3 separate regions of the Mus musculus genome follow, and all the other regions are linked to region 2. A link is a loop called in an ENCODE intact Hi-C map of the cell type or tissue named here. Cell type or tissue: heart. All regions are shown on one strand. Region 1 overlaps Cdc42ep4 (CDC42 effector protein (Rho GTPase binding) 4). Region 2 holds the start of Fam104a (family with sequence similarity 104, member A). Region 3 has its middle 6.3 kb from the start of Rpl38.

Region 1 (8,000 bases), 60 kb after region 2:
GACCCACAGTCCTAGGCCAGACTCATTCCCAGATCTGTAGAGACTGATCACCTGTCCCCACCCCTAACCCCCACCTCTCACCCTCACAAGGAGAACACTAGCAGCTGCTTCCTGGTGCTCCAGCCTTCTTCTTGGCCAAGCAGGTGACTCGGAACAACCACGCCCACCCAACGGAGACTGGCCTTCCGCCAGTGTCACGGGAGCTTTGAGCTGGAAGTCAGCCACCCACAGGACAGTGGGATCTAGTCAAGAGACACTCCAGATAGGTGAGAGCTTGGGTTTTACTCCTCCCACACTCCCAGCTCGGCCACTCCAATACTGTGAACAAAGAGGGAAAAGGAAAGGGCAGAAGTCACTCAAGGTGCTCCCTTCAACTGACCATGCGCAGAAAAGTTATGGCTGCCAACGACTCCCCTTTACCAGGTACCTGTGTGTCTAGCTTGGGGCTGAGAAAACAGACACGTACTCTTCTGCACCTCAAAGCAACCATGCAGGAGGTTCTCATGATACATCTATTTTACAGGAAGGGGATTTGAGGCTCCAGCAAGTTAATTTCCTCCCTCCTTCCCTTATCTTCTGAACTGACTGACGGTAGCCCATCTCTCTCAAACCCTGGTGCAGTATGTTTGGAGGGGCTGAGGAGCACTGGGCTAGGAAGGCTGCTACCCTGAAAATGACTGGGACCAGAATCCACATTACCAACTCCTTGATTAGAGGGTCATCTCTAGGGACAGCTGAACTTGATCCTCCCAAGGCCCTACAGAGTCCTAAAGAGAAGGCAGCGGAAAGGATCCGTGCGTGAGAACTCCAAGCCAGGTGTCCCCTGGGTACTTAGGAATGGGGTCAGCACAAAGCCTAGATTCAAATCCTTCTCAAGGAAGCCCTGATCCAGGGTTGAGAGCCTCAACCCTGCCAGATGCCAGGGAGAAAGATCAGAATCCTGACCCAAGTTAGCGCTTTAACTCTTAGATCTGAGCATTTACTGCACCCTTCCCAGAGGCCGGCCAAGCCCGGCCAACACTGCCCAAGCCCAGCCAGGGTACAGCCTACTTCCCAGAGATAAACATCCCTTCTCTGATGGGCTCTTCCTGGAAGGGAAAGTGACTGAGGCTCTCCAGACATCACTTGGTGCTTTGTCACGGTTGTGTCGGGAAGCATGCCGCCTAGGAATTCCTGCTTCTGGGGGTGGGGTGGCAGGAGATGCTGGAGATGGGTGGGGGCCAGAGTGACCCGGCAGCATGTGTGTGTGTATTTAATTTTTTATATTTATTATTCAGGTGGTGGCAGTGCATGTCTTTCATCCCAGCACTCAGGGAGGCAGAGGCAGGCAGATCCCTGAGTTCAAAGCCATCCTGGTCTACAGAGTACGTTCCAGGACAGCCAAGGCTACACAGAGAAATCCTGTCTCAAAAGAACAAAAAAAGGTTCTGTTTTATTTATTTATATGTATGTGTCTGTATGCAGTTATGTGCAAGGAGCCCAGACACTGAAGTCACAGGCACTTTCGAGTGACATGATGGGGGTAATAGGAACTGAACGTGGGTCCACCACAAGACAAGCAAGTGTTCGTTCTTAACCCCTGGGCCAACTCTTCAGCCTCAGGTTATTAATATTCCACACCTGACATCCAGTAGAGTGGCCTCTGGCTTCATGTGGCTGCTGAGGTATTAAATACCTCACATGGAGCCTGGGAAGGCCGCTCAGTCAGCAAAGAACTCACTATGCAAGCATGAGGTCCGGAGTTTAGATTTGCCAGCACCTACATAGGCCAGCAGAGTAGCGTATGCCTGTAATCCCAAGGCTAGGGAGGCAAGAGAGTTCCCTGTGTCAGACGGGTGAGCTCCCAAGTTCAGTGAGAGACCCCGTCTCAAAAGATAAAGCAGAAGGGCTGGAAGACGGTCAAGGTTAAACGGTCCGACATGCGGGCATGCGATTGTCAGCACGCCTAGCAGCAGCTCACCCCTCCTGCAATTCCAGCTCCAGGAAGTTCAATGTCTCTGGCGTCTGTGGGCACCTGTACTATGCCTGCACACACGCACACATGTGCACACACACACACACACATTAAAAGTGTGAGGAAACATAACTCTTCTATGGGGCAGTACAGACTTAGATATTTCCCTGTTACACAGGCAGGATGCGTTATTACAGATGGGGAATAAAGGCAGTCATTGTTCCTTCCTTCTGGGACTGAAGGCACTCATGCGCTGGTAAATCACACGCCATGTCAAACGCCATTGCTAACACCCCAAGTTTCCATTCCGCCAGTCTGTCACAAATGTTTTATTCTTTCATTGAGACTCTATAACTTCTATTTTCCATAACTATGCCAGCTTGTAATTATTTCTGTAAGACTGGCGTGAAAAAAAGAAATCACTTCTGTTTCCCACTGCCATTCTATTTTGAGGATGCTCTGTCATGTTACAGTCCCAGCAACATGAGGTGATCAACTTTAGGTGCTTGCCTGCCTTCCCTGTGTCTCTCTCCCTTGTGTGTGTGTGTGTGGGGGGGGTGGGTGTCAAGACAGGGTTTCTCTGTGTGGCCCTGGCTGTCCCGGAACTCATTCTGTAGACCAGGCTGGCTTTGAACTCAGAGATCCGCCTGCCTCTGCCTCCCAAGTGCTGGGATTAAAGGTGTGTGCCACCACTGCCCGGCTTCCCTGTTTCCTCTTTGAGACAGGGTCTTGCTGTGTAGCCCTGACTGGCCTGGAACTTGATACAGACAGAGTTGGCCTCAAACTTTCAACCATCCTCCTGCCTCTGCCTCCAACTGCTACAATGATAGGCTTTCACCGAATTGAAACTCTAAAATACAAACATAACCTTTCCTCCGGAACGTGTAGTGTGCATTTCTTTGATTACTAAGTGTGTTGTTTTAAAAAAATGTATTATCGCCACGCAGACCTGCTCCTTGGAAACTGCTCACTGAAGCTTTTGCCCATTCCTCTATTGGCAGGAGGGGCTTCCTGTTTTCCAGTAGACTTGCTCGATATCTTTAAATCCTAGTGCTATTCTGCAAATATTTTGGCAAATCTGGCATATGCCTGTCTACATTATGGTGACACACATGCTGCCAAGCGCCTCATTTGTTTGTGGTCCAGGCGGCTTTCTGCCTTCCGGCCTTCATCTTACCAAGCAAAGACTTCTCTTCTATTCCCCAAGTTTGTGGGCTGGGGGGTGGGGGTACAGGTGCTAAAAGTATGGGAAATGCAGGGCAAGCTACTCACAGGAGAAACAAAACCAAACCCCCAAAGAAACGCAGCGAAGTGCAGCTGTCTGTGTGACCTCTACCACTGAGTCACTAAAAGGGGGCCACAAAGACCAGGAAGAGTCAAGTGCCAGGCCTGGAGCCGCTGGTCCTGCCATCCCAACTACTCAGTGTGAGCGAGGAGGGTCCTAGCTCAAGAGAGTCCCGTTTACGTGGTAAATTCCAGGTAAACCTAGGCGCTGCAGCTAAGAGCCTCCTTCAACGTTAAGTTAGTGGTGGTGGACTGCTCACCTAGCCTGTGCTAGGCTCTAGATTTTGATCCCTGGTAACAAACACACATTAGCAGTAAATGGTACTATATAAAATATAAATATAACACGGCAACACAAATAACAGTCAAATAAACAGAGAAGCAGTAGGTGGTTCACACCGCAGTCTCAGCACAGGGGGAAGTCTACGCAGGAGGACTGAGGCAGTATGACTACACAGGAAGCTCTGGGCTAGCCTGAGCTACAGAGCAGGATGTTGCCTGTTTTGTTCATTCGTTTGGTTTTTTAAACCGGGTTGTGGTGGCAGATCTTCATGACTTGGCCACTACTTGGTTCTGTATGGTGAGTTCCAAGCCAGCCAGAGTTAAAAAGTGAGATCTTGCCTCAAACAACAACAACAACAACAACAACAACAAAACAAAACAAAAACCCGGAAACAGATGTGGAGAGATAGGAACATGGCAGTTCCCAGCACCCACACTGTAGCTCACAGACATCTGTAACTCCTGTTTAAGGGGATCTGGTGCCCTCTTCAGGCTACCTTGGGCACTGCACACACACAGTGCACAGACTGTATGCATAGGCAAAAAAAACAAAAAACAAACAAACAAAAAAAAACCCCTCATACTCATAAAATAACAAAACTAGGAAAAATGTGACAGCAACAAAGAACAATAATTTTCCTGAACTCTTATAAGAACCAGCCTTGTTAAATGGGTGGAAAGCAACCAAAGCTGCCTTGGTTCGATATGCGCTCCTTCCTGAGCCTGGGCGGCTGTGGCCGGCTTCCACAGAGCCTTTCCTTCTGTGCCTTGTTCTGCTTCTTTCTGAAGCAGATCTGGAGTCTCACCAGGCAGAGCAGCTTTGGAGCATCCAGTGGTGAGAGCCCAAGTGCCTGTCTTCCCCCTGAATTCATCCTGGCTGCTCTCATCTACGGACTCTTCCATGTGTGTCTCAGAATGAGGAAGGCTGGGCACACTATACACTGCTCATCCTGGCCCTTGGAAAGCTGAGGCAGAAGGATTCCAAGTGCCAGTCCAGCTTGGGCTGCAAAACAAGAGTCTACCTCAGAAGCCTAGAGAGAAGGGGAGAGACAATCCTGTCCTATCTGCAACAACTGTCCTTACTGAACGGGACACTACAGCAGACATGAAGAACATTGGTTTCTGCCTGGCACCCACAGTGACATCCTAAACCTAGTTACCCATAGGGCTGCCACCAGCCAGGAGGGGCCACTAAGTCCTCACGTTGTGGCTAGTGAGAATTGGGAAACATTTTCTTTTTCCTAATTCAAGTATTTTAAATTTTAAATAGGATGTTTGGTTCCTTTACAGGAAAACTTCAGAGTGTTGGGAAAACCTGTGTGAATCAGTGTATGACTGTAAAATTTTTTGCAATCCAAACACTGATCAAATATTTATAAAGTTTGGTATCCAGACTGTAGTGTACTATTTAGTGTGAGACACATGATAGATGTTGAAGCTTTTGTATCTTAAAGGACAATATAAAGTACACCATAGGTAATTTCTGTACATTTACTTATGAACTTATTTGAGATGGGGCCTTACTAGGTAGCTGTGCTGTCCTGAAACACACTATGTAGACCAGGCTGGCCTTGAACTCACCAGAGGTTAACCTGCCTCTGCCTGCCAAGTGCTAGGATTAAAGGGGGCATATGTCTCTCCATTTTGTCCACTTCTCTTTTATTTGTGTGTGTGTTTGTGTGTCTGTGTCTGTGAGTGTCTGTGATCAGTGTGTATGTCTGTCTGTATATGTGTGTGTGGATTGTATACGTGCCTATGTGTGTGTCTGTGTGTGAGAGTGTGTGTGTCTGTGTGCATGTATGTATGTGTGTGTGTGTCTTGTGTATGTGTCTATGTGTGTGTCGTTTCTGAGAGTGTGTGTATCTGTGTCTGCATGTGTTTGTGTGTGTATGTATGTGTCTTGTGTATGTGTCTATGTTTGTGTGTGCATTTGTGTGCACCCACTCGTGCACACATGCCAACAGAGACACAGAAGAGGGAGTTAGATTCCCCTGAAGTTAAAGTTACAGGCATTTGTAAACTGCCCTGCATAGGTGCTAGCAATCAACCCAAGGTCCTCTGAAAAAGTAGCAAGTATTCCTAACTGCTGAGCCATTTCCCAGACCCTCCACTGAAAAACTTCAACAACTATGTGGGAATGGCAATATTTTGGACGTGCAGCGTTAATATGAAAATTTACCTTTTTAAAAAAAATATGACTATTAGAAAAGTTAACATTAGGGGGCTGGTGAGATGGCTCAGTGGGTAAGAGCACCCGACTGCTCTTCTGAAGGTCCGGAGTTCAAATCCCAGCAACCACATGGTGGCTCACAACCATCCATAATGTGATCTGACTCCCTCTTCTGGAGTGTCTGAAGACAGCTACAGTGTACTTACATAAAATAAATAAATAAATAAATCTGTTTGTTAAAAAAAAAAGAAAAGTTAACATTAAACTGGGCAACGGTGATGCACACCTTTAATTTGAGCACTCACTCAGCACTGTGAGCTGGAGGCCAGCCTGGTCTACAGAGTAAGTTTCAGGACTATACAAGAAACCCTGTCTCCAAAAACAAAAAATAAAAAAACCTATAGAAAAGTTAAAGTTATGCGTATGACCAGCCTTCTATCCTTTATTGGGGCAAGCGGTAATCAGACTTGGACATGGAAGCCTGGGCTGTATACATGCTAATAAGCCTGTGTCCTAGCACACAGCTGCCCTCAGCTCCCAGCATTATGCTATTAACAGCACTGCTCTATGGCTACTGTCATCAACTGTCACATTCTCTAGTGGACTCACAGACAGTCTCCATTATCTCCAATATACAGAGATTCCTCCCTCCACCAGCCTGAGAGGATTGGCATTATTGATTGGTGTGCGTGCTACCACGCCCCCACTCAAATTTGCAATCCTTAACAGTGTATAAAACTATACGATTCCAATGCCTGAACCAAGCTAACAAGTGGGGAAACACAGTGTGTCTCAGCAATCAACCCCTTAGTTGGTAAAGAGGGAATGCAGTCGACTTTGGAATCAGGAGTGGTCTGGAGAGACGTCTACCAAAGTTAGTCCTGATCAATTGGCATCTAGGATTTGAGATGCTCCCTAGCCTCAGGCAGAGGGCCAGACCCTGCACCAGGTGGTCCTCTCCCCAGGCCACAGGTCAGAAGTATGGAGCAGAGCAGACACTCCAGGTCCTAGATGCTATATGTTCTGGCTAAATGGCGTTTAGTACTGAAGGTTCTCGTGCTGCGTGTCTGACAGCTTTTATCTTGGGTCCTTTTCCCAACAATATCAAATACCACAGATCAACACTGTCATCTCCATCTTGAAGATGAGAAAGCAGGGCAGGGTTTAGAGAGCCCATGAGTCACCAAGGTCACACAGCTCCTAAGGACAGAGCTGAGAGAAGAATCCAGAGAAATGTGATGCTGAACTCTCAGGGTTTCCACTCTACAAGCACATCGGAGGTGGGAGGGGTCTCATCAAGCCTCGAAGGGGTGATGAGGGAGGGCTACAAGGACCAAACACCCACAGGAAGCCCACTGCTTCACAGACTGTGTTCGTCTTAAAGATTTCCCCAAGACCCATGAGATGGCTCACATCTGTAAAGGCACTTGTCACCAAGCTTGAAGGCCTGAGCTCAGCATGCCGAACCACATGGTGAAAGGAGAGAATGGAGCACACAAGGGTGTCTTCTGACCTTACTGTGACCAGTGTGCACACGTGCGTGCGTGCGTGTGTGTGTGTGTGTGTGTGTGTAAAAGAATTATTTTACCCGGCGTGGTGGCGCATGCCTTTAATCCCAGCACTTGGGAGGCAGAGACAGGCGAATTTCTGAGTTCGAGGCCAGCCTGGTCTACAAAGTGAGTTCCAGGACAGCCAAGGCTATACAGAGAAACCCTGTCTTGAAAAACAAAAACAAAACAAATAAAAACAAACAAATAAAAAGAATTATTTTAAAATATCGCTGGAGCTAGAGAGCGCAGTTAAAGAGTATTTGTTGCTCTTGTGGAGAGGATCAGAGTTCTGTTCCCAGCATGCACACGGAGGCTCACAACTGTCTCTAACTCCAGTTCCATGGGGCCTGCCTGGCTCCTGCTGAAGGCGTTCACACACATGGTGAACATTCATACATGCAGGCTAGCACTGATATATATATATATATATATATATATATATATATATTTTAAAATCTCCAGTCTGGGCACTCCATTTTCTATCATCCTAGAGAAAATTATTAATTCTAGGAAATAGACGGTGGGGTGGGGGGATGGGAGCCCTTGAGCTGGAAATTACCTCAATCTCACCCAGCATCCATCTCTACCCTCAGTCCAGAACCCTCTGGCTCGAACCAGGGGAAGGAAGCCAGCAGGAGGGTGAAGGGAATGGTTTCCCTTACCATGGCCTGCCCACAAGGGAAGAGAAAGGGGCCAGGGCCTGGGAGAGACCGGAAACGACAATTGACCAAGGAGCCAAGACGAAGAACAACTAATGACC
Region 2 (8,000 bases):
AAAGGTGCTTACTGCCACCAAGCCTGACAGCCTGGGTTCCAACTCAGGTCCCACGTGGTGGGAGAAAACTGACTCTCACAAGTTGCTCTCTGAGCTCCAAACACACTCACACCTCTACACACACACTAGTTAAATATATTTTAAAAGCCAAAAGCGAAATCGATCAGAGACCACAGAAACTCCTGTTTCACTGAAGAAAAAAAGGCTAACTATTGTAAATTTATTATAAAAAAGCTGCAAAATATAAATTGTAAAAGGATTTATTTTACTTATGTATTTATTTATTTGGACATAGTTCCAATGTAGCCTTGGAACGCAAACTCACTATGTATAAGTAGACCAGGCCAGCCTCAGTAATCCACCTGCCTCTGCTTCCCAAGTACGGGGACTAAAGGTGTGTACCAGCACACCTAGTAGGAAAGGATATCTTAGACCTATATACCGAGAAAAATGCCTGTCTAGTGAGCAATGCCAGTCCTAAATTATTTTACTGTAAGCAACAACAACAAATAAATAAAACTAACAAAATACAAAAACAAATGACTGCTTCTAAACCCTAGAAAGAGGTTCAGCAAAGAACAAAACTTCAAAGATTCTGTAGGCCCGCAGTTCTTTACTTTGGGATAGATTGCAGTATCAGCTCTGCTTGGTTAGTGTTTTCAGATTTATTTTATGTTTATGAGTGCTTTGCCTACATGTCCATGGTGTCAGAAGGCTTTGGCTCCCCTGGAGCTGGAGTTACAGACAGTCACCATGTTGGTGCTGGGAATTGAACTTAGGTCCTCTGCAGGAGCAGTTAAGCACTCTTAGCTGCTGAGCCATTTCTGCAGCCATCAGCTGTTGTTTAACTGAGTAAGGAAAATTTTTGGATTACCAAAATGTTGTTTTGGCAAAAAAATCTTTACATAGTAAAAATTTACTGGGCAGCACTGTCAAGTTCCATACATCCAAAGGGCTTATCAATTATGGAGAAAATGCTTCCAAGAAAGAGATAAAAGGCAATACTAGGCCTGATGGGACAGTCACCTTCAATCTGTATGTACACTTAGGAGGCAGAGACAAGAGAATCTCTTTGAGTTTGAGGTCTCTCTGGTCTACATAGCGAGTTCCAGGACAGCTAAGACCACACACAGGGACAGTCACAAAAACAAACTAAAAAACCAAAACCAAACAAACAAAAAAATACACAACAACAAAAAAAAAGAAGGAAAAAACTAAGGAGTTTATTTACACACACACACACACACACACACAGGGAAAATGGGTGTTATACAGTTGCAGCTTTCCATATGCAGCAAGTCCCTAACCAAGATTATGATTAGAAGCCAAAATCATCACTCTGGCTCAAGAGCTTGTATCCTGAAGACTCTGAAAACATCCTACTCTTAAGAATGAGCTTACGAGCTGGGCGTGGTGGCGCACGCCTTTAGTCCCAGCACTTGGGAGGCAGAGGCAGGTGGATCTCTGAGTTCGAGGCCAGCCTGGTCTACAGAGTGAGTTCCAGGACAGCCAGGGCTACACAGAGAAACCCTATCTTGATAAACAAAACCAGAAATAAACAAACAAACAAACGAATGAACAAACAGTAACTTAGTATATAAACTGAACTAAGAAGCTTCTCCTCCACCCCACTACAGGCATTTTGCATGAGACAAGGTCTGCTGGGAGAGACCCTCAACAGTGGCAGCACACTGGCACCTCAACTTTTATCTTATCAGCATGACAACAGCTGGCTATGCTTGGGGCTGCTGAGTCACTGCAACCAAACTTTATGAGGCTGACCAAAACTTGCCATCTCCTCATCTGTAACAGGGCATTTTCCTCCCAGTACCAATAGCAGCACTGGGCTGTTCTACTGTTGTCATCTGCCTCTGGGCAAGTCATGTAAGATCTGTCAGTTTCTCAGTGTATAAGCACCATCTCTCGGGCCTCTTTTCAGTGGTCAGGAGCTAAGAATGAGCTCTACTAGGCTCCATGTTTGTTGTTCTTAGTTTTCATTATTAAATGCCTCCCTAGAACACTCAGCTTTCGATACCCTTATTAATAATTGACAAGATCACAAGTTTACAGTCGGTTCACTGTCTTTCTAGGCACCTCCTTTCCACTTAGGGAAAAACAATTGCTAGATCTATCACCCCCAGAATGGCTGGCTCCATCACTTTTCATATCTCACTTCTGTCCTATTTTCCTGGTCCTCTTCAAAGAACCTTAGGCAGACTTAAATAGAAAGTACAACAACTGGTTTTCATTTTATTATAAAAGGTCTCACCAGGTAGCCTGGATGGCCTGGAACTGGCTATACAAAACAAGTTAGCCATGAACTCGGATCCTCTGCCTCTTGAGGGCTGGGGTTAAAGACAAGCACAATCATAGTCCATCTCAAATGCTTCTTACTATAGGTGTCTCTCTCCCAATTCATATGTAGACGCTAAGGATCTGTGATAAGGCATACTTCCTTACCATACAACCACCCTTCTACAGTGTTCTCAGTCTACTGAGAAAGTCTGACACCAGAGGGGGCCAAGCTAGCTCATGGGTGATGAGAAAGAATAAAAAAATAAATAAATAAAAATTAGGCAAGAAAGGTCTGTCCTTGATAACTGGTTTTTAAAGAAGTCACCAGAAAGAGGGGGAAAAAAAGTCACCAAAATATATAAACACACTAAGATTTCTATAAGTATATTAGATAAAAAGAATCTGTAATCAGCACAAACTTACACTACTTGTCTGCAGCACTAGATTTAAAAAAATCTGTTAGTGACAGAAAATGCTGAGGGCTGTCACATGAGGGAGACATTCCAAAAGAATCTAAAAGATGGCAGTCAGCTCAGGCTTGCTGCATCTAAAGGTCACAGCCCTAACTCTAATGGTGTGACTGTAACTGGTCCATAATTCCAACTTGACCTAATTTGAACCTTCCAATGATTTCTAATAACTGGCAAGATTATGGCTTCATTCTATCTGTACAATCAGTAAGATTAAACCTTTTGGAGTACATTAATGCCATGGACCAGATTATAATTCTGGCAAGCACCTTCTAATTTCCAATTTAGTTTGATCATTTTTTTTTTGACACAAGTACAGGCTTTCTACTACAATTACTATAGAACCAAAATCAGTCACTCAATTCAGTCTAGGGACCTTAAAATTCTCACCACTGGATCAAGTCATCTCAGAATGTTGGGGAACCCCAGTCCCATGAAATAACTGTTTCAGGGAGAAGCCTTGCAAAACAATGATTACATTCATAACCAAAGAATGCAAGGAACAAGACTCAGGGCTGAGGAGATGGCCCAGCCACGGAAGACCCCTGTTAGTCCTACAGAGGACTGGGGTTTTGTTCCCAGCCCTCCTCTGAGTCTACGTTGACACTAGACACGCACGTCGTGATGTACATACATATACACAGGCAAACCACTCATACACATAAAATAAAATAAGTAAAATCATTTATGAGAGAAAATAAAAAAGCAAGCCTACGATCCACCTTCTTTAAGCCTGAGACGACTACGGAATAAAGAGCCGCGAGCCTGAATAGACTTAGATAAATAAATGAGTCTCTCTAAATCCGTTCTCTGTTCTCCACCAGAGAAATGAAAAAGTACAACTTAGCGTAGATGTAGATAGATCGTCAAGCATCTTATTAGGAGACTTTCCAGTAAGAAATAAAGCCAGCCTTCTTCATTCTGAGGTAAGGCGTCCCAACTTACTTCTTCCCAGACGGAAAATAAGGAGAAAAGAAACTTCATCTGGATCGGGCCTAAAGCCCCGAGGGGCCGCCCGCCTAGTGAGGGTTGAGAGTAACTCGTGGTGTTAGCCACCTCCCTGCTCCCAGCCAACTGGCCCCTCATCCAAACTGTTTAGAATCCTGCCTGCTAATGCTACAACCGAGAGTGGGTCACCACCCACCCGGGTCCATCAGATGAGGGAGGGCACAGCGCTGCGGTCTGCCCTAAGCCCTCCCAGCTGCAGGGGTTAAGCCCAACCCCCGCCTTTCTCCTGACCTTGGGGCGCCAGCAGCTCCCCGCCCCCGAAGCATCCCGTCCCCTCTCCGAGGCGCCTCGCTCGAAGGGAGCCATCTCTTCCAGATCGGCCATCCCTCCCATCCCCCTACCACCACCGCCCGCCTCAATTTAGGAAGGACCACACCGTCCGTCTCGTCGGGCCGAACAAACCTCATTCCGAAGCGGAAAGGGCAGAAGACGAAGAAAACAAGGAAAAGACGGAGAAGGGGCAGCCCTGGATTCCAGAGCGTCGCCTCCCTGGCTGCCCACGGGGTCCAAGTGTCAGAGGCGGCGCCACCTTCTCCCCTCCGCCTCCTCCGACCGCAGAGCAGCGCAGCCCAGAGCCTCGCACCACCACCCCGCCGGCTCCGTCCGCCCCTCGGCTCCAGAGCGCACATCCTCGGCCGAGGGGCCGCGGAGAAAGCGGGTTCCCCCCTTCCCTCACCTGGGGCGGAGGCGCTCGCTCATGGCAGCTGGTGAAGGCGAGCGACGCGGCGCCGCCCCGCGCCGACAGCGAACAGTCGGAGCTGTGTCCCGGCGCCCGCCACGCCCACCCGCACGGGTCTGAGCTCTGACCGCCGCCGCGCGGGTGGTTGCTGCGGGCGCTGAGTCCCCCTCGGGCCGACCCGGACCACAGCCACTTCCGGTGTCGCCTCCGCGCCTCCCCATGTCGCAGGCGCCGTGGTACTGTCCTCCTGCGGCTGCGCGGAGGCGGGACGCCGGCCGCGCTTTCCCATCACCGCGCACGCAGGAAGAGGCGGGTCCCAGAGGGAAGACTGACCGGGAACTTCCAGGACCCCCGTTTAGGTGTCCGGGGCAGCCGCCTGTTCAAAAACAAAACAGGACACGACGTAAAAGTCAAGCCAGATTTTAGATAAATTACATTATTTGACGATCATTGATACTTGTCTCTGCGTTAAGCCTCTCTAAGGTGAAAATTTTAAAAAGAACCAGACGAGCTCCATCAGGCACAGACGCGGACGGCCACAGGCTCAGGGGTCCTCTGGTTGGGAAGGTGTTGGTGGGCTCCGGGTTCTAAGAGTGTGCGGCGTGGAACTTCGCGTCTCCGAACGGTGCGGAGCCCGTTCCATGGAGTAGCTAAGGGCTGGGCTATTTTTCCGCGACCTTTGTTGCAGGTCAAGAGAGGAGTGCGGAACAGGCGAACGGGATAACGGAGTTCCGTACCGGGAAGGGCCACGCCCACCTGCTGGAAGAGGCCGGACCGAGAGGTGTGGGGGAGACCGGCAGGCGTGGGAACGCGGCGGTGTGGACGGAGCTGCCTCGCGGCTGGCGAGGTGAGCTTGATCAGTGGCGAATCGCGAGGTCCCTGCCCGCCGTGAGTTGCGCACACCTGTCATCCCCATTCTTGGGAGGAGAAGCTGCAAGACCAGGAGGTCAGAATCATCCTCGACTGTGTAACAAGTTCGAAGCCAGCCTGGGCTACTTGAGACCTTGTCTCCCATGTGATCTCACCACCACCACCAGAATACGTGTACTCTAAGACTTGGGGAAGTCTTAACTTTGGTTGTCAGACGCATTCCCTTTTCTCTGTCAGGAGCATAATCCAGTTCTTTGTCTAGGACTCAGTACTATCAGCTCCCCACCTTACACAAACTGATATTCAGAGTTTCTGCCAAACGTGAACAGTGATCCATAAGCATGGGGGTCTTTAGGAGAGTCGACAAGAGGTCAGGCAGGAAAACGAAACCCCTGTTAAAGTGTAGGGTGTAGAGTCTGGCGTAGTAATGCACGCCTTTTAATCCCACTACTCAGGAGGCAGAGCAAGCTGATCTATGTGAGTTCAAGGCCATCCTGGTCTACCTAGTGAGAGTTCCAGGGAAGACAAGGCTACCAGGTAAGACCCCATCATCTCAAAAAAGTCTACCGTTAAAACTGGAAAGTCCAACCGGGCGGCGGTGGCGCGCGCCTTTAATCCCAACACTTGGGAGGCAGAGGCAGGCGGATTTCTGAGGTCAAGGCCAGCCTGGTCTACGGAGTGAGTTCCAGGACAGCCAGGGCTACACAGAGAAACCCTGTCTCCAAAACAAAACAAACAAAAAAACTGGAAAGCCCATGTATTGTCTTTGTCGTGTGCCCTTCAGTGCGGCAGTGCATTCTCACTAACAGAAGACTTATGGTGCACTCGGTGGGAAACAGTTTGGGTGTGCCTTTTATGAACGATAAAGTAATGGTTGCTTTAAACAAATGGATTTTTATCTTGTAAAGTGGTTTCAGACTCAGGGTTTGGGGGGTTTGTTTGTTTTTTATTTTTTTTAATCTATTTACTGGCCAGGAGGTATTTTCAGTCACGGTATTAAATAGTTATAGTAAACATGTTTATTCGTTCAACAAATGTCACATACCAGCGTCAGTGGTAGAGGTGTGTCTGCGTGGGCATTGATGGAGAGACAATCTCCCTGTGTAGTCCAGGCTGCCATTAAACCACCTTAGCTTCCTCAGAGCATTCAGGGGTACACAATATGCTTTGTGGTAGTAGATTTTGAGAATGGAGTCATCCCCAGGAGAGATGGTTCCTGGCCTTTGGAATTTTAAAGATGTAGTAATAGCTCACAGGCGAGCTTTGTAATTCAACCCTCTCCTTTCCCAACTCCAGAGAATAACAAGAGATAGATATAGTGTGTAATGTACTTTTTTTTTTTTTTGGTTTTTTTTGGGGGGTTTTTTGAAACAGGGTTCTGTCCTGGAACTCACTCTGTAGACCAGGCTGGCCTCGAACTCAGAAATCCTCCTATGATTATATATCCATATACATATGAATAATCAATTATATTACAATTTATAACTTAAAAATGGAGATCATACCCATCTGTTTATTGGTTTTGTTTTGTTTTGTTTTGTCTTTTTGAGACAGGGTTTCTCTGTATAGCCCTGGCTGTCCTGGAACTCACTCTGTAGACCAGGCTGGCCTCGAACTCAGAAATCCGCCTGCCTCTGCCTCCTGAGTGCTGCGATTAAAGGCGTGCACCACCACGCCCGGCTCATTGTTATTTGTGTGTGTGTGTGTGTGTGTGTGTGTTGCTATATTAATCTGAGCAGAGATTCAGATTCATTTCTCCTGAATGAGGGGAAACCCTCCTTTATTTATTTATTTATTTAGGAGACAGGATCTCATAAATCTCAGGCTAGTCTACTGACCTGGCCATCCTGTCTCTACTTCAGGGTGCTGGAATTGTGAATGTCTACCATACCACAGTATCGGGTTTTATGCAGTGCTGGGGATGGAACCCAGGTCTTCGTGCTTGCCAGGTCGACTGAGCCACATCCCCAGCTGATAAGAGTTCTCCTGAGTCCTTACACCCCAGTGAATCTCGCTTGTGTAACTTTAGAAACGTTCAAACCAGTTTTTGCACCCCCATGGATGTCATACTTCCTTGTTCCAGCCTTAAAGAGCAGGGTCAAGAAGAGTGGGTGTGATTTATTGAAGAATTCCTGAAAATGGGAGGGGCTCTGAGGGAGGAATGCCCACCTGGTGGACCCCTTTCACCTTTTTACTAAGTGTATGTCTATGTGCCTGCATGAGTTTGTTATATATGTGCACACTGTGTCCCAGCAGGTCAGAGGACACCAGACTCCCCCAAAAGGAGAATTATAGGTGGTCATTGTTAGGTCTCAAACCCAGGACAAATGGTGCCTATTTAACGTGTCATAATGGACCTGGCCTCCTTGTTTCCTAGCATCCCTCATTCCCTACCAGTTACAAGGTATGGCTGGCATACCCCTTCCCCTAGCCTGAGCTTCTCCCAGCTGCTCTTCCCCATGGAATCCATTTATTTTGTGAAAGGCAGGCCCTTTTGTCTCTGCCTTTCACTCTTGTGGCTCCGCCTTCTCCCCTCCCCTACTCTTCCCACATGACCCAGGCTCACATCCACTCTGGACTCTCCCAGATGTCTTTGCCTCTAGTTATGTGCTCCCTTTTAAAGGCTCTAAGTAGATTTTTTTTTTCTTAATCTTTAAGGTTTTGTTTAATTTTGTTTT
Region 3 (8,000 bases), 980 kb after region 2:
TTATAATAATAAATAAATCTTTTTTAAAAAATGTCCTAAGAGGGTACCTGGATTAAAACCACTCAAATTGGGGCTGGAGAGATGGCTCAGTGGTTAAGAGCATTGACTGCTCTTCTCGAGGTCCTGAGTTCAAATCCCAGCAACCACATGGTGATTCACAACCATTTTAAGATCTGATACCCTCTTCTGGTGTGTCTGAAGACAGCCACAGTGTACTTATATATAATAAATAGATCTTCGGGCTGGAGTGAGATCATTCTTTTGTTCTTGTACTCCTGGACACTTACATAGGAAGAAGCTGGGTGGATTCCTCCCAGACCTGACTCATCCCCAGCTTGGGTGATCTATCTATCCCACAGCACACCGTATCTGGTCCATGAAACACTTCTCCCATGTGGTGACCTCTGCCTTCACTATTAGTCTTTGGGAACCCTGTGGTGGGAACAGAGCCAGAGACACACATTTGTGGGCTAAATACACGTCATCACAGCAGGGAAGTGTGGCACAGGACCTGGCCAGCAATGGGACCTAGGGTCTGGTTGTCTCTCTTGGGCATCTTAACAGTGAACTTGGTGTGTATGATCCTTCCTCCTCTTATCCATACAGACGGAAAAGGTATTCTAACCATGCTCCCAGCCGAGAGCAGCGGCTCTGCAGCCCTCGGGAGGGGGCCAAAGGAGGTGTAGCAACCCTGACTGCCTGCAGAAAGACTTTGAACTTGAGGCTATATGTAAATATAAGAAAGGGTGTAGGGGTGCAAAGACCTGGCCTGAAGTCAGGCACGGTAGTTATTCCAGCACCCACGATGCTTAGGCAGGAGGATCGCTGTGAGTTTGAGAATCAGTTTGAATTACATAGGAAATACCAGGTCAAGTTAGGGATATAAAACCAGATCCTGATTGGAACACAAAGCGAAGAGATATCAGTGGTCTGGGTTCAGAAATAAATAACCTGGCCATGGGACTGGAGATCACTAATGGAGCTCACGAGCAGTGTCTACCTAGTACGTGTGTGGCTCTGGATCCCAGCCCCAGGAGCAAAAGGTGGGGGTGAGGGGGCCAGGATGGAGTATAACACCCTGTTATGAAAATAACAACAGAAATTGTGGGGAGCGGGTGTGGCGGCAGTCCCAAAGGCGCCAGAGACTGCAGCTAAGTCATATGACTTGCACCTGACTTCCTCATATAAGACACAAACATCTTGAGTGCTGCGCAGGTGTACCAGGATACAGGTGAATCCAATTTGGTGGAGATTTGCCCCTGCTGCCCTGATTAGCTGAAGCTGCGTGCCTGGTGAGGTGGCGTGGCCTGCTGTGCGTGGATGGGAACTGAGAGTATAAAAGAGTGAGAGGCCCAGGGTTCGGGGGAGATATAAACAAGGGAGATATAAACAAGGGGAGATATAAAAACAGGGGAGATATAAACAGGGGAGATATGAACAAGGGAGATATAGAGAAAGAAGAAACAGGACTGAATAAACGTGTGCAGAAGGATCCTGTAGCAGCGTCGTTCTTCCTGGCCTGTTGAGCGCGCGCAACAGTTGGTGCTGAAACCCGGGAAGAAAAACTCGGGACGGGACGAGAAGACCTGGGACCCAGGACAAGGGAAAAGAAACATCTTCAGGCATGAGCGAAGACCCCCTGCTACAGGGAGGATTCAGAACTGCATCACGGGGAAGGAGTGGTTAATAAAAGTTCCTGTAAAACAGACTGTTGAGAAGGATCCGGCGTGGATTCAGAACTCTTCAGCTGGGGAACGGTACTGATGAAGAGAAAGAAGAAAGATGAAGACTGAATAAACTGCTGTTAGAAGGACTGGTGGTCACGTCGTTCTTGCTGGTCGAGAGTGGGCGTGACAATTGGTGGCCCGTACGGGGAACCGACTCCCCCACCGAGTTCAGAACTTTCAGCAGTCAGTGGTTGCCGGCAGGGTAAGTTCACGGTGAGTGAAACTTGCGACCCCAGGAGTTTGGGAAGGACCTCGGATAAAATAGAGGCAAGCATAAAGTTGCCAGGAAGCAGGCACAAGGTAACAAAAGGTTCCTGGTTTTGGGATAAGTTAAGGTTCCTGGCTTTGGGACAAGTTAAGGTTCCCTGTTTGGGGACAAGTTAAGGAACTATGATAACCTCAGTGTAGTGATCAATAGATCCTCGCTGTGTAGTTATGCTTTTTTCTCCCATTGACCCTTTGTGGGTAGGTCTGATAGTTTTGGTCTTGTTTGTTCTGATATATGGACTCTGTTACTGTTTGAATCAAGAGGCAGTCAAGACAGGTCAGAAAATCCTTACAGAGCAACAAGAAAGTATGTCGGAAAAGGAGAAGGGCTTAAAAAGAAAAAGGAAAAAGAAAGACAGTGTTATCAGGTGGACAGAAAGGACAAAATAAAAGAGCCGAGGTGGAGGAGGAAGGCGAATTAGCTTTTGTGCCGCCTCCCTATGCCTCCTCAGCAGCCACCTGTAGGTGGACCTTCTGTCCGGAGATTTGGAGAGGATCGACCAGATCAGGTGTTGACGTGGGCGAGAGGGTCTGTTTGTGTGTTTCCACAGGACCAGACGGAACCTCTTTGGGTGCTGGAGAGGTTGGTGAGACGCTGCAAGAATGAGGATCCTGATCCAGTTGCCCCTGTGGATGTGGTGGATGATCCCACAAGCACAAAGGATGGAGCCGAGATGAGAGATCCTTTCGGTATTCCAGAAGCCGATACCAGCTCGACATGACATTCAAATTTTTCCATGCCTTTTTGATCCCTGAATTCCCCTTATAGAGATAGCCGCTCTGGCTATCTATCCCTTGCTTCAGGGAAGATGAGTAGGGATGAGAGCCCTGGGATGTATGCTTGTTATAGTGTGTGTGTTTTGTGTTTGGCACATGTGTTAGGTGCAGAGTGTGCGGGCCCGCACTTTCGCCATGGTAGCGTAGGCTTTTGCTGCAGTGGAGGCGGGACAATCTCCTCAGATTTGGTTTGCCGCTCTAAAAGAAATTATGCTGCGTTATGCCGTGGGGTGCGAGGCTAAGCACTGCACAGAGGATAGCTTGCTGTTGGCATCCTGTGGAAGGCATGTCTGATTGCATGAAGGTTCAGTGTCCTAGTTCCCTTCCCCCAGGAAAAACGACACGGGAGCTGGCCAAGACCTCTCTGGGTGATGAGCCTAAGGGATGGTTTTGTGTAGGGCCCCTATGCTTGCACACTGGGGATCAGACCTCTACCTTCACCCATGAGGCTTGCTTGCAGCAATTAAGATCTGGCCATAGATTAATCAACATCCTGGCCTTTTGATGCACCTGCCACAAGCAAAACACAATCTCCCCAGGAGTGGCTTGGCATGATAGAGAGGTAGTCAGTGATAAGACTCCCTGGGCATGTCGCCAACCTAAGACAGGGATCAAACCAATGCTGTTTGTCACCCAAGGACGGGTAAGGGACATGGCTGCGGGGGGCTTTCTACAGACATTCTCTCTGCCAAAAAAGAAAAAAGGGGGATTTGTGGGGAGCGGGTGTGGCGGCAGTCCCAAAGGCGCCAGAGACTGCAGCTAAGTCATATGACTTGCACCTGACTTCCTCATATAAGACACAAACATCTTGAGTGCTGCGCAGGTGTACCAGGATACAGGTGAATCCAATTTGGTGGAGATTTGCCCCTGCTGCCCTGATTAGCTGAAGCTGCGTGCCTGGTGAGGTGGCGTGGCCTGCTGTGCGTGGATGGGAACTGAGAGTATAAAAGAGTGAGAGGCCCAGGGTTCGGGGGAGATATAAACAAGGGAGATATAAACAAGGGGAGATATAAAAACAGGGGAGATATAAACAGGGGAGATATGAACAAGGGAGATATAGAGAAAGAAGAAACAGGACTGAATAAACGTGTGCAGAAGGATCCTGTAGCAGCGTCGTTCTTCCTGGCCTGTTGAGCGCGCGCAACAAGAAATATTTATTTGGCTTTGTTCTGCTAGCCCTGGGGACTTCCAACTGTGCAGGGATATCTAGCCATGGGCGTGGGCCTTTTTATTCTCCAGGACTGTGGAGATAGAGCATCAAGTGCAGAAAAACCAGGATGCAATCCGAATTCCACAGCATTCTACGGAGTCTCAGCCCCAGCCTGAGGCAAGGATCCGGTCTGGAAAAGATCATCACTCGTGCTGAGTTCCTGGCCAAGGATGTGGCTCAACTGGTAGAGTGCTTGCTTCGAATGCATACAGACCTGGGTTCGATCCCCAGCGCTGCATAAACCCAGTATGGTGTGGTTGGTTTGTCCCAGTTCTCAGAAGGTGTAGGTGGAAGGATCAGAAGGTCACCCTCTGCTACATAGGACAACCTGGGCTACATGAGCCGCTATCTGAGGAGGAGGAGGAGGAGGAGGAGGAGGAGGAGGAAGAGGAGGAAGAGTTCAAGAGACATCATTACTGTCTGATCAGAGCCAGAGACACACAATTGTGGTCTGATCAGCCATGCTTTGTGGCACTTGGCTAGAAAGCTGGTTGTGTGGCATCCTTCTCATGACCATTTACGGCTTGAAGATTCTACCCAGCACCTCATTTAGACTTCCCACCTTAGATTTTAAAAAAGCACAACTCCTCCCTCATCCATCCACTCTTCCAGGTAGCTATGTAGAACCCTAGGCTCTCCCTGTGCTGAGCCTCTGGGAGGTTTATGGACAGCTCCCAGAGGACAGGTTTAAAGGCCAGCTATGCTGGCAGCAGAAGGCATGGTCCCCTTGGGGGCCTCCTGGAGACTAAGTGCGTCGGGAACTAAGAAAGCACTCCTGTAGGTATGAAATACTACACCAATCGCATCCACAATTTATAAGCCTGAGATTTGGGATTTAAACCAGAAGGCAGGTTCCTTGCCGTTCAGTCTCCAGTCTCAGGCTCAGCACCCCCGTGTGGTCACAAGTGGACACTGCACCCACATCCCAGACAGCCAGAGAGGAAGCCAGAATGGCTGATAACCTGCCTCCCATCCTATCTGTCCCCTCATCCCCCCATCCTCCTAACCCCCCCCCAAAAAACAGCCTTAGACACAGAAACCCAGAGCTCAAGAGATTACTCTAGCATGAGAGGGAATCTGTTTTGAAGCCACAGAACTTTCATTCCCAGAGAACCCCAAGTTCTCTCAACTCTAGGCTAATACTGGGATGAGGGTCCATCAACCATTTGTCCAAGTCAGATGCCAGGCTGACTTCTCAGCTCCTCTAGAGCACACTGTATCCTGACACTACCTCTCTGCCTGCCTGTGAGTGGAGTGCCAGGTCTCTGCCTCATTCTGGTGCCTCTGACCACTGAAGAGAGAAACCCAAATGGATGGGTCTTCAGGGTTACCATTGGAGGGGAAGGGAAGGGAGAGGGTACCTCTCTGACCCTGTTTGCTCTGCCGCAGACCCTGCCAGAGTCAGCCCCAAGGCCAGCGGGTAGATGAAAGCAAGAAAGGTGTAAGACCAGAAGATAGTCCCTAGACCAGACTTAAGCCCAGCTCCAACCTCCATCAGCCCTGGCTTGCCTACAAGCCCCCTCCCAGACCTTCTGTCTCTTCATGGTACCTCAGCTTGCCACCTGGGATGCTTTAGCCCCCCCCCCCAGGCTTCACAGACACGGTAGCCCTGATAGGTAATGTGGATCCCGTTCTGGCCAGAGGAGAGCCCCCCTCTCCTGCAGGACCCCCCTTTAGCAGCTCTTATCATGTGCATGTCTGAGAGTCCCAGGGAAGCTACCGTACAGATCTCTCCCAGCTGCTTCTTGTCTGAGTCTGAAGTCAGATCCTGACACTGAGATTCCCCCCTGGGAGCCTGAGACACCCTCCCTCTGTACACCATACTTTGCCCTGCAGTGTATCTTGTTATTTGTTGTTTTCTATCCCCCTTGGGGAGCTGGAGAAGACCTTGGTCCTTGAACAAATGAGCCTTCGTGGTTTTACTCTTCGTCTACGCTCTCTTAAATCATGCAACTCAAGTGGGCCAGCATCTGTCTTCCCAGGGCGGCTGTCAATGGTAGATGCAGCTCATCTTACCCACCTCCTGACTGGTGCAGCAGGAAGGAGCACGGGCGCCAGTTATCACTTATATATGTTGTGCACCTACTATGTGCTGGGGACTGCTTGGAGTACCTGACCTGAATCTTTCTTCTTTTAGCTCCCTGTTTGTTTGTTTTTTCCTCTTCCTGTCCCTTCTCATAATGAGTGATTTCAAAGGTCACATCCAGCTTGAGAGTCCCCCAAAGTCAGCATTAAGTGCCTACTGTATATATACTGTATACGTCAGCATTATATCCAAGAGCTGCCTACAGAAAGTTCTACCGCCCCTGCTCGGGGGTCACGATGGGCAGCAAGATGACTTCCGCCACCAGGGTCGTGCAGGTAGTGAAACCACACGGTCCATTAATAAAGTTCCCTAACAGAAGAGACAAACCTAAACTCAGTGCCTCAGAAGCTCTGGGGTCTGCTGCGCTCCCCTCCCACTCCTCTGTCATTTCATAGCATCCTAAAGGAAGTACGATTTACTGATGCGCCAGGGGCCACCAGACACTGCAGAAATTATAAAATCATTACCTCAGAAATACAGAAGGAAACCTGTGTCTCAAGAGGAAATGGAGTTTATCCAGCATGGGGGTCCAGAGTGATCGTGTGGCTGCTGCTTGTCACCAGGCAGAAGGATTCACTTTGCAATAAAGGACTTCCACAAAGTCAAATGAAAAGTCATACATTAAACAACCTTAACAAATATGTAAGCAGAATGAAGTATAGAAACTCCAGGTGGTCACTTGTATCTCCTACATTATGTATCTTGGTCAGCTGCCCCACAAGCTGCCCTGTACACTTATTAAAGTCTACATTTAAAGAAGAAGAAGGAGGAGGAGGAGAAGAAGGAGAAGGAGAAGGAGAAGGAGAAGAAGAAGAAGAAGAGGAAGAAGAAAGTTCTACCTTAGCCGGGCAGTGGTGGCTCACGCCTTTAATCCCAGCTCTCAGGAGGCATAGACAGGTGGATTTCTGAGTTCAAGCAAAGCCAGCCTGGTCTACAGCGTGAGTTCCAGGACAGCCAGGGCTATACAGAGAAACCCTGCCTCGAGAAAACAAAAACAAAAACAAAAAAGAAGAAGAAAAACAAAAAAAACAAAAAAAAAAAAAAAAAACAACAAAAAAAAAAAAAAAAAGAAGAAGAAGAAGAAGAAGAAAGTTCTACGTTGTCCTTGCCCTCAAAGTCAGTACAAACACAGGAAGAGTTTATCCCCAAAGGACCAAAGGACATAGCTCAGTTGATAGAGTGTTTGCCTAGCATGCACAAGTCCTGGGTCAAGACATCAGCACCAGGCATGGTGGCTCATATCTGTAATGCTAGCACTCAGGAAGTGGTGACAGGAGGTTTGCAAGCTCAAGGAGGCCACCCTCTGCCTCTCAGGGAGGTCATCCTGGGCTATAAGATATATCCTGTCCAAAAAAACCAAAAGAGCCGGGTATGGTGGTCCACACCTTTAATCCCAGCACTTGGAAGGTGGAGTCATGAGATCTCTGTGAGTTCAAGGCCAGCCTGATCTACAAAGCAAGTTCCAGGAATACCTAGATCAACACAAGGAGACCCTCTCTTTAAAAAACAGAGCTTACCCCCACCATTGCCACACAGCCTATACGGAAGGTGTTAGCATTTCCTCTAGACTCCGCCCAACAGTTACTTAGCCAGGAGCCAGGCATTTAAGGGTTGTCTGGGCTTTCCTTCTCCCTCCCTCCCTCCTTCCCTCCCTCCTTCCCTCCCTCCCTCCCTCCCTCCCTCCCTCCCTCCCTCCCTCCTTCTCCTTCTCCCTCTTTCTACATGTTCCCAGCCTGCCTCTTCCCTATTTTCTCTTTCCTCTTTGTGTCCTTCTCGGTCCCCTTCCTCTGCCTCTTCTCCAGACCCCCTTTCCAAGTCCCAAATAAAACTTCCTTTTATTCTGGGCCTGCTAAGGCACCACCTCCCACAGCACCATATCATGCTTTATAGAACATATCAGGAGGGACAAAGGGGCTGGGGGGGGGGGGGCATC

The links. Peaks named below come from ENCODE experiments on the same cell type or tissue, not always from the same donor. Only the 100,000 strongest peaks of a DNase experiment are listed, where the experiment ranks them.
Region 1: it touches region 2 in a loop (4-fold over the local background); 4 of 42 quality-filtered maps call a loop at or near these places.
Region 3: a loop joins it to region 2, with 4 times the contacts of the local background. A loop is called at or near these places in 3 of 42 quality-filtered maps.

Annotation. Positions count from the first base shown.
Region 1 is chr11:113,739,198-113,747,197 of GRCm38, forward strand. All of the region lies in intron 1 of Cdc42ep4 (CDC42 effector protein (Rho GTPase binding) 4), which reads right to left. Among named protein-coding and RNA genes, the nearest start is that of Cdc42ep4, 8.6 kb to the right of the region's middle. In heart, a CTCF peak has its summit at 4,014 (motif pointing left); DNase peaks (open chromatin) are centred at 174 and 1,114; H3K4me3 peaks cover 411 bases; H3K27ac peaks cover 1,397 bases.
Region 2 is chr11:113,679,413-113,687,412 of GRCm38, forward strand. Fam104a (family with sequence similarity 104, member A) reads right to left here and starts at 4,739. Exons shown (of 3, transcript NM_138598.5): 1 at 4,450-4,739. The coding sequence starts at 4,673. D11Wsu47e (DNA segment, Chr 11, Wayne State University 47, expressed) reads left to right here and starts at 5,022. Exons shown (of 5, transcript NM_001361593.1): 1 at 5,022-5,299. In heart, no CTCF peak of the experiment used is centred here; DNase peaks (open chromatin) are centred at 4,019 and 4,729; H3K4me3 peaks cover 4,415 bases; H3K27ac peaks cover 2,962 bases.
Region 3 is chr11:114,658,305-114,666,304 of GRCm38, forward strand. It overlaps the pseudogene Gm11689. Among named protein-coding and RNA genes, the nearest start is that of Rpl38, 6.3 kb to the right of the region's middle. In heart, a CTCF peak has its summit at 4,874 (motif pointing left); no DNase peak of the experiment used is centred here; H3K27me3 peaks cover 2,106 bases.